Linked DNA regions of Homo sapiens: all the other regions are linked to region 3. A link is a contact called in ENCODE Hi-C or POLR2A ChIA-PET data. All regions are on one chromosome and are shown on one strand. Each heading gives the region's core, a stretch centred on a gene start or an enhancer-like site at or near the end of the contact. The rest is flanking DNA. Distances are from core to core; before and after follow the strand shown.

What was found. A loop is a pair of places that touch in the nucleus more often than their neighbours do. ChIA-PET counts read pairs that join two places held with the same protein, here RNA polymerase II (POLR2A). Pooled maps may share reads with other maps.
Region 1: a loop to region 3 is called in a pooled map, with 5 times the contacts of the local background. The contact joins the enhancer-like site here to the promoter of FPASL in region 3. A Hi-C loop is called at or near these places in 2 of 50 pooled maps. POLR2A ChIA-PET finds 5 or more read pairs at or near these places in 2 of 52 experiments (H1 and activated CD4-positive, alpha-beta T cell).
Region 2: a loop to region 3 is called in a map of PC-9, with 8 times the contacts of the local background. The contact joins the promoter of ZP3 here to the promoter of FPASL in region 3. A Hi-C loop is called at or near these places in 4 of 168 maps with a recorded cell type or tissue (DLD1, PC-9, endothelial cell of hepatic sinusoid and 1 more) and 5 of 50 pooled maps. POLR2A ChIA-PET finds 5 or more read pairs at or near these places in 11 of 52 experiments (A549, H1, HepG2 and 7 more).

The regions. Positions count from the first base shown.
Region 1 is chr7:76,443,671-76,447,139 of GRCh38, reverse strand. No RefSeq gene overlaps it. Among named protein-coding and RNA genes, the nearest start is that of DTX2, 16 kb to the left of the region's middle. RefSeq lists enhancers at 1,631-2,540, 2,541-3,452. Within about 2 kb of position 1,444, at least 16 of the 41 ENCODE cell types and tissues checked have a DNase peak (open chromatin) inside an H3K27ac peak, as active enhancers do.
Region 2 is chr7:76,423,311-76,426,430 of GRCh38, reverse strand. It overlaps ZP3 (zona pellucida glycoprotein 3), which reads right to left and starts at 1,481. Exons shown (of 8, transcript NM_001110354.2): 1 at 1,155-1,481. The coding sequence starts at 1,466. RefSeq lists a silencer at 2,085-2,379.
Region 3 is chr7:76,316,886-76,320,078 of GRCh38, reverse strand. It overlaps FPASL (fibroblast proliferation associated lncRNA), which reads right to left and starts at 1,832. Exons shown (of 2, transcript NR_186616.1): 1 at 1-1,832. RefSeq lists enhancers at 969-1,965, 2,314-2,493, 1,966-2,962 and a silencer at 1,794-2,033.

The DNA of each region.
Region 1 (3,469 bases), core at 195-2,694, 130 kb before region 3:
TCATTGTGGTTTTGATTTGCATTTCTCTGATGGCCAGTGATGATGTGAGCATTTTTTCATGTGTCTGTTGGCTGCATAACGATTATTCTTATGTTTACAGCAACATGGTTATTTGCATAGATTCAAAAAGAATCTGTTCTCTGGCCAGGCACAGTGGCTCACACCTGTAATCCCAGAACTCCGGGAGGCCGAGGCAGGCGGATCACTTGAGATCAGGAGTTTGAGACCAGCCTGGCCAACATGGCAAAACGCCGTCTCTACTAAAAATACAAAAATTAGCCAGGCGTGGTGGCATGTGCCTGGAATCCCAGCTACTTGGGAGGCTGAGGCAGGAGAATCGCTTGAACCCGGGAGGTGGAAGTTGCTGTGAGCCGAGATTGCACCACTGCATTCCAGCCTGGGTGACAGTGAGATTCTGTCTCCAAAAAAAAAAATAAATAAAATAAAGGAGGGCCAGGCACGGTGGCTCACGCCTGTAATCCCAGCACTTTGGGAGGCCGAGGGGGGCGAATCACGAGGTCAAGAGTTCAAGGTGACTATAGGGAGAAAAATTATATTTCAATAGAAAAACGATAGTTTACCTGTTATTATAGTAATGTTCATTGTTTGAGTTATTTATCTACCTGTAGACTGGATTAGATTCTAGATTCTTCCAGTTTTCTCTAATGTCTGGCTACAATCTCCAGTGAAGAATGAGAACTGGCTGGGCGCGGTGGCTCATGCCTGTAATCCCAACATTTTGGTAGGCCGAGGCAGGAGGAGCACTTGAGGTCAGGAGTTCAAGACCAGCCTGGCCAACATGGTGAAACCCCGTCTGTACTAAAAAAATAAAATAAAATTAGCTGGGCATGGTGGCATGCCCCTGTAATCCCAGCTACTTGGGAGGCTGAGGTGGGAGGATGGTTTGAACCAGAGAAGTCGAGGTTGCAGTGAGTTATGGTGGTGCCACTGCAATCCAGCCTGGGCAACAGAGTGAGACCCCATCTCAAAAAATAAACCCACACCCAAAGTGTTGGTTTACAGAGGCTTTCCAATGCAATAGGAAGCTTCTGGAAACTTTAGGGAAAGAGGAGGATTAAGCAATGGAGTCTAGAGAACCCTCAGTGGCTTGCCACTGCCTTTCATTTCCAGTCTAGTTCCCCTGGGAGGCAGACAGGCCGAGCCCTCTGACATTGCTGCTGGAGGCTGTCTCTCCTGGCAAAGGCCCAGGGAAACTATCCTGCTGAGGCCCATCTGGAGCTGGCAGGGAGCTGACATTCATGGCCACATCTTAGTCATAACTCCTCCCCTCCCCTGACACAGCCACTTCCTCTTTCTGCTGAGAAAAGAAGTTGAATGAAGGACAAGCTCTCAGAAAGTTGCAACCCCTAAGAACTTGAGTACAAGGAAGAGACGGATGTTTATTTCAAGAACCGTTCCCCGATGTCTCCTGGCTCATAGAACAGCTCCAACAACACGTGCTTGGATGCCAAGTGTGCCATGAAGACCAATCCTTGCTATAATCCTGATGGAAAGAACTTCCCCATCTGAAAAGAGGATGGTGATAAGTAAACAGATTGTCAGGGGTAGAAGTACCCGTCGGACCCCAAGCCTGGAGCATTTTGCCAGAGACCTTTTTTTTTTTTTTTTTTGAAACGGAGTCTCGCACTGTTGCCCGGGGTGGTGCAATCTTGGTTCGCTGCAACCTCCACCTCCCGGGTTCAAGCGATTCTCCTGCCTCAGCCTCCCAAGTAGCTGGGACTACAGGCACATGCCACCACGCCTGGCTAATTTTTGTATTTTTAGTACAGATGGGGTTTCACTATGTTGGCCAGGCTGGTCTCGAACTCCTGACCTCGTGATCTGCCCACCTCAGCCTCCCAAAGTGCTGGGATTACAGACATGAGCCACCACGCCCGGCTCAGAGACCTCTTGCATGAGCCATGATTCTACCAAGCGCTCTACTCATTCCCCCAAGAAATCACGTCATCCCCTTTTTACAGATGAAGTTACCTGCTAAGCTAGAAGTGGCAGGAAGAAGCCAGGTGTGGTTTGTGGCTGCTTGGGAGGCTGAGGCAGGAGGAATGCTTGAGCCCAGGAGTTGGAGTCCAGCCTGGGCAACATAGCAAGACCTCGTTTCAAAAAAAAAAAAAGAGTGGCAGATGGGACTAGGGCCTGGGGATATGGCTTCAAGGATGTCTCCCAGCCTGCAGGCCGCATTCTCTGCCATTCCAGTTGATCATCTTGACAGGGAAAGTCTACCGGCACACGCATGCTTAGATGGGCCAGTATCTCCCTTATCTGGCCCATGAGGCCTCCCTCTCCAGGCCAAGCCCCACTCTTTACTAGGCACTGAGGCCTTCCATGCCCCCAGGGCACAGATTCTCCCATTTCTCTCCCCTCTTTTTTTTGAGATATTCTCACTCCAACACCCAGGCTGGAATGCAGTGGCACGCTCTTGGCTCACTGCAACCTCCATCTCCTGGGTTCAAGTGATTCTCCTGCCTCAGCCTCCCCAGTGGCTGGGACTACAGGCACCCACCACACACCTGGCTAATTTTTATATTTTTAGTAGAGATGGGGTTTTGCTATGTTGGCCAGGCTGGTCTTGAACTCCTGGTTTCAAGTGATCCACTCGCCTCGGCCTCCCAAAATGCTAAGATTACAGGTGTGAGCCACCACATCCACCTCCCCATGGTTGAGGATTTGCTTCTGGATCACCACCTCCAGGAAGCCTACCTCTGCAACCCCTAGGCAATTTTGTTTTTTGAGAAGGTCTTGCTCTGTCACTCTGGCTAGAGCGCAGCAGGAGGCAGCAAGGCTGGGACCTGAGCAGTGAGTACAGCTCACTGTAGCCTTGAATTCCTGGGCTCAAGTGATCCTCCAGCCTCAGCTTCCCAAGCAGTTGGGACTACAGGCACGTACCACTGTGCTCGGCTAATTTTTATATTTTGTAGAGATGGGGTCTCACCACGTTGCTCAGGCTGGTCTTGAGCTCCTAGGCTCAAGCCATCTTCCCACTTCGGTCTCCCAAAGTGCTGGCATTACAGGCCTGAACCACTGTATCTGGCGTTTTTGAACCCCAGCCTGTTACTCCCCTACAGATCACACCACAACCTGCTTAGGCCGCAAGCGGCTCACCCGGAACAATCCCTTCGTGCCACAAGTCCCTGGCTCAGTGCCCTTAACCACTCAAATCACCTGGGTTTTTGTTTTTTTTTTTTTTGAGATGGAGTCTTGCTGTTGCCCAGGCTGGAGTACAGTGGCGCGATCTCAGCCCCCTGAAACCTCTGCCTCTCCCGGGTTCAGGCAATTCTCCTGCTTCAGCCTCCCAGCTAGCTGGGATTACAGGCACCCACCACGATGCCCAGCTAATTTTTTGTATTTTTAGTAGAGACGGGGTTTCACCATATTAGCCAAGCTTGTCTTGAACTCCTGACCTCAGGTGATCCACCTGCCTTGGCTTCCCAAAGTGCTGGGATTACAGGCG
Region 2 (3,120 bases), core at 232-2,731, 110 kb before region 3:
GGGTCTAGGCCCAGGTGAGGAGGAGCCAGGTTCCCCTGAGGCGGGAGAGGACAGGCCCTCCATGGGACCACAGGAACTTGGTCCAGGGATCAGGGTTTAGCTGGGGAGCTGTGTGCCCAGCCCTGCCCTGCCGTAAGGCCTCTCCTTGCAGCCTCTTTCCCCACTGGCTAGGGAAAGGGAGGTCTGGCCTGGATTTCTTGGTCTTTTCCTGCATGTACCACAGGTTAAGCCTCTCCCCCTTGGAGCTGCCCCCAGGGACCCACTGATGCTTTTAAGGTCTTTAACACCAAGGTTATGATGCCCCCGCCCCCATACCACTTATCTATGTGGAATTTTTTTTTTTTTTTTGAGCCAGAGTCTCGCTCTGTTGCCTAGGCTGGAGTGCAGTGGCACAATCTCAGCTCACTGCAACCTTTGCCTCCTGGGTTCAAGCGATTCTCCTGCCTCAGCCTCCTGAGTAGCTGGGATTACAGACACGCACCACCATGCCTGGCTAATTTTTGTATTATTAGTAGAGATGGGGTTTCACCATGTTGGCCAGGCTGGTCTCAAACTCCTCAGCCTCCCAAAGTGCTGGAATTACAGGCGTGAGCCACCACACCAGGCCCCAGTTAGTTTTTTTAAAGGCTTAAGAGATGGGGTCTCACTATGTTGCCCAGGCTGGCCTCAAACTCCTGGCCTCAAGTGATCCTCCAGTCTTGGCCTCCCATAGTGCTGGGACTACAGGCATGAGCCACTGCACCCGGCCCACTTGTTGTTTTTAAGATAATGTATACTTTGGGTCTCTTCAGGATGAGTTCCTAATGCCCCCAGCCTTAGAAACAGCCCCTTAGGCTACCCACAGGGCTATCCTATCACGCAGGCCTGTGTGTGTCACAAACCCACCTGAGAGAGAGTGGCGTGGCTTGGGCCAGCCTGAAGTGCACGGCCACCTCTGGCTCCACCCCATCGACCCAATGTCGGGCATCAGAGGCAGGAGCTGCCCTGGGTCCGGTGACCTCAGTGCCAGCTTCAGGCCTCAACTGGGCCACCTCCCCACCTACAAGTGAGAGGGATCCACCCAACCCCACCTCCCACCGATGGTGGCCACAGTCCCCATACCCGGCTGCCTCGAACATCCTCCCACCAAAGCCAGGGCCCCCAGCCTCTCTTACCTGCATGCTGTTGCCACACTCGTGGAGTCCAACCTCAAACCTGACCACATCTTCTGTGTCCATGGAGACCAGAGGCTCACAGGCCTCTGGGCCCAAGGTGAGGTCAGCAGCCCTGATGAGCTTCCCGGTGCCAAAAAGGTCTTTGCTGACCATGACCATCAGAGTGGCCTCCTGACACTCCACCAGTACGGGCTGTACGGACGTCTCAGGATGGCTGGCTCCACCCTGCAAGAGCCAGAGGGGTTGGGGGTAGCACAGCTCAGTACTACCCCAGAGCAGGAGGCAGATGAAGAGCCTATAGCTCAGCTCCATGGTACCTGCAGAGCAGCAGGCAGCCGCCTCTGGCCATCTTATACCCGTGGGATGCTGGCTGCTGCCACCTGGGCTCTCAGCTTCTCAGCTGCCTCCCTTCCCTAGCCAGCTGGGCCCTTGTTGCATAAAGTGGTCTCCATCCAGAAGCATCAGTAACACCTGGGAGCTTGTTAGAACTGCAAACTCTCAGCCTTCACCCCAGCATGACCACAGCAGAATTTGGTTTTTAGCTTGGAAATCCCCCACGTGTATCCACATTAAAGTTTTTTTTTGCTGTGTGTGTGTGTGTTTGTGGTTTGTTTGTTTTTGTTGTGTTTTGTTTTGTTTTGAGACAGAGTCTCACTCTGTTGTCCAGGCTGGAGTGCAGTGGTATGATCTCGTTTCACTGCATCCTCCACTTCTCAGCCAGGTTCAAGTGATTCTCCTGCCTCAGACTCCCAAATAGCTGGGATTACAGGAAGGCATGCGCCACCGCGCCTGGCTAATTTTTGTATTTTTGGTAGAGACAGGGTTTCACTATGTTGGGCAGGCTGGTCTTGAAGTCCTGACCTCCAGTGATCCTCCTGCCTCAGCCTCCCAAAGTGCTGGGATGACAGGTGTGAGCCACCGCGCCCGCCCCAGCCCACTTGAAAGTTTTTAGCTTGTAAATCCCCATGTGTATTCATGTAAAAGTTTGCAAAGAGTGTGCTGCCTGCCTGGTGCACCACAATGTATCACAGCTTCCCTCCGATCCCCTGCTGGCCCTGCCCTTAGGAAGCTCGCAGCCCGGCAAGGGAGCTGTCCCAGGTCTGTGGGGGACACAGGAGAAAGCCCTTGATTGAAGAGTCAGGGGGATTAGATCTGAGACATAAGGAGCTCATTCCAAGTGTGAGAAAAAGGAGGCGGTATCAATTAGGAGACAGGAGGAATTTCATGGGTCTCTGCCTTATTTTATGGGAGGCCGGGGGGTAGGTCAGTTCAGGCAGAGGCAGCTGTGTGAAGAGAGGTGGAGAAGGGGCCCTGCGTTCTTCATTCCTGGGTGAATCCCCCGGAGTTCATACTGAGACACAGCAGAAGCGGGGCTTGGCTTCAGCTCACCCCGACCAGGGCATTCTTTTTTTTTTTTGAGACAATCTCACTCTGTTGCCCAGGCTGGAGTGTAGTGGTGCAATCTCAGCTCACTGCAGCCTCCGCCTCCCAGGTTCAAGCAATTCTTCTGCCTTACTCTCCCGAGTAACTGGGATTACAGGCTTGTTCCACCATGCCCAGCTCCTCACCACAAGGGATCCGCCCACCTCAGTCTCCCAAAGTGCTGGGATTACAGACATGAGCCACCACACCTGGCCCAACCACTGCATTCTTTCCTGCATTCCCAGTGATCACCAGACCCATACCACGATTTCACTGACATCATCATGTGGAAACATGCCTATTACTTAAGAGAATCCCAGGAACTGACCTTAGGAGATTCAAATATCAAACCAAGGTTGTGGAGTGTCCCACCTCAGGAAGGAATGCTGAACTGATTGACAGCCTTGTTGCCACCAGCCAGACTACCAGGTGGCCCATAACTCAAGATAACCATGGCAACCAGATAATGCCAACCTGCATACCTTCACGTGCTTTGCCCAGCACAGCCGGCATGCCCTATCCCTGATGTAAATTCCCATGCTTT
Region 3 (3,193 bases), core at 583-3,082:
TCTTTCATACTGGATCTACACTAGGGGAATCACAATCTTGGTGTTAAATTAGTTCTTCCCACTGTGGTCGGCAAATTACCCTACCACTCATTGGCTTGTAGGAGCTGAGAAGATAAATGAAAGCCTTTTTTTTTTTTGAGACGGAGTCTCGCACTATTGCCCGGGGTTGGAGTGCAATGGCGTGATACCAGCTCACTGCAACCTCCGCCTCCTGGGTTCACGTTGATTCTCCTGCCTCAGCCTCCCGAGTAGCTGGGATTACAGGCATCCACCACCATGCCTGGCTAATTTTTTTGTATTTTTAGTAGAAACAGGGTTTCACTATGTTGGCCAGGCTGGTCTTGAACTCCTGACCTCGTGATCCGCCCGCCTTGGCCTCCCAAAGTGCTGGGATTACCAGGCATAAGCCACCGTGCCTGGCCACAAGAAAGCCTCTTTTTACTCACTTAACCTGAAGCCAGATTTTAGAGATGAGGTTTCATTGGTTGTCAGTTTTTTTGTTTTGTTTTGAGACAGGATCTCGCTCTGTTGACCAGGCTGGAGTGCAGTGGTGCAGTCATAGCTCACTGCAGCCTCCACCTGCTGGACTCAAAGCAATCCTGTTTCAGCGTCCCAAGTAGCTGGGCTATCTGGCCTGGCTAATTTTTAAATTCTTTTTGTAGAGACTGGGTTTTACTATACTATGTTGCCCAGGCTGGTCTTGAACGCCTGGGCTTAAGCGATCCTCCTGCCTCGGTCTCCCAAAGTGTTGGGATTACAGGTGTGAGCCACCATGCCCAGCTGGGTTATGTTCTTTAAAGCCAGATAGCAAACTCACTTTTTATTCCATTAGGTTTATCAAAGCAGACTGCCTTCCAAGAGACGGTATTTTTTAGTGTTAAGTTGACAAGGGGTTTTGCCTGCTAAGTTTGCCGAGTAAATCCTCGGACAAGGATTGTGGGTAGTGGGCAGACCAAGAGTGAGAAATATTCTCTTGCCCTAAATCAGGAGACTACATTAGAAACAGACAAGATAGACTCAGGAAATAAAGGCTAAAAGGTATGAAGGACAAGGCAGCTTGTAGCTGACTGCAAGCATTGTGGGGTGAGTCTTTTTTTCATGTAATCTCCCTAAATACCGTCCAAGTCTCCAAGGTCAAACAGATGCCACCTCCCGCTGCTGGGGCGGGGCCACATTGAGTAATAATCATTGCTCCCCGTGGTATGTTAGCACTTCGATTTCTTTCGCCTAGTGGCGACAGAGCCAAAATGAAACTGAGTAAGTACAAAACAGCAAAATAGCATTGGCCGCATCCCTCAGGGCCTCACGCACGCACCAGCCACAGCTGGTCTGGCCGCCCTGCCCCATTCCTTGAGCCACAAAATGCTGCAGTGATGCTGGTTTGCAAAGCCCCAGAGCTAGGTCGGGGGATTCAGCATCCCTCCCGGCCCAGGTCTGGGCCCCCTCCCTACCCCAACCTGGGGGCTCTTGCAGTAGGTCCCCTGCCGACCCTTCCCGGCTCTGAAGCTGGCTTTCCCGGGGATCGCCTCTTCCAGACCCCGGACTCCAACAGCGTCCTCGAGCCCAGCCACCCCCGCCTCCAACCCACCTGGGAGCTCCATCCTCGGCCCTATCTCTGAGCACCTCCCCTCCCCAAACGCCCAGACCCCCGGCCAAGGAAGCCTTTTGCTGCCTGCCGTCTCCCCGAGGGGCCTCCTTTGCATTGGCGAGCCGTTCGTCCCTGGCCCCGGCGTGCACTGGCGCGCCTCTGTCCCCCGGGTTCCTCGACGTAAGACAGGTTTCTAGGACGGTGCAGAGGCCAGGGCGCCCGGACTACGCGGAAGCCCGGATGTGGGCCGGGCGGGACCACGGCTGTGTATGTAGCCCCGCCCCGGGGGCGGCCGCCTTCCCCTCGGGCATGGCAAGAGCCAATCACAGGCCAGCGTGTCCCCGCTCCGCCAATGGTCGGACTGTTGCTAGGGCCTGGGTCCCTGCCCCGAAATCGGCCCGCTTAGCGGCCCCGGGGCTTCATTTGTTGCAGATCCCGCCCTCCAGCCACTGGGGAGCTTTTATCTCCCAACTTCACCCGCTTCTCTCTCCTCCGTCTTCCGCCTCCACCTTTGTTACGTGCTTGGGAGGATGGAGCCTTGGGCTCGTGGTGGGCCCTTGGTCCCACGCCTGCCCTTCAGTTTCTCCATCTGAATAATGACGTGATCTCTCGTGTCCCGGCCCGTACTGGTTGGCTATCCTTTCTTACCTACACATCTCTGCTTCTGAAAACAGCCCTGGGAGGTCTGCGTTGTTCCCAGATTGCAGAAGAGGAAACTCCTGGCCCCCGATGCACACAACAGCTGGGCGGTTTCTGGTGGCTACCTGGGTCTGACGGGTTCCATCACTTTACACGCGGGAGCCATGGTGCAACAGTGAGGGAGGGGGCAGATCTGGTGTCCTGGCGACACTGAGGCCAGGTCCTGCCTCTCTTTGGTATCCCAGGCCCTCCACAGCTAGGTCCCAACCTGCCTGTCCAACCTCCGCTGCCCTCATGCCCCAGGTGTTACAGCCCCATCAGCCTCCTGTGCGCCCTTCAAGGTCCTCTGCTCCAATACCCTTCCCTCCCACGGTCCTGATGATGATAACTGAATCGAACAGTGGCTGCCAGCCAGGGCCAGGGCCCTCCCCCATCATCAGTCCTGAAAGATGTCAGAAATGGAATAAAGACACCCAGTCTCCCCGCTTCCCATCTCCTGACATAGAGTTGTATAATCCCAGGCCGAGAGGGAGTTGAGTTGCCCAAGTCACTATCAAGGCTGGATTTAGGAATTAAAAATCAGCTCCAGTGAGGTTGCTGACTGTTTAGAAAGGTGGGATTTCTGTCGCTCAGCAATGTCTATTTTCTTTTTCTTTCTTTTTTAGAGACAAGGTGTCACTCTGTTGCCCAGGCTGTACTGGAGTGCAGTGGTGCAATCATAGCTCACTGGAGCCTCCAAATCCTGGGCTCTGAGTAGCTGAGACTATAGGTGTGCACCACCATACCCAGCTGATTTCTAAATTTTTTTTGTAGAAACAGTCTCACTGTGGTGCCCAGACTGGTCTCGAGTACCTGACCTCAAGCCTCAGCCTCCCAAAGTGTTGGGATTACAGGTGAAAACCACTGTGCCCGACCCAATGTTTCATTTTCTGAATAAAGGGCTGTTGGGGGACAAAAGCTTAAGAG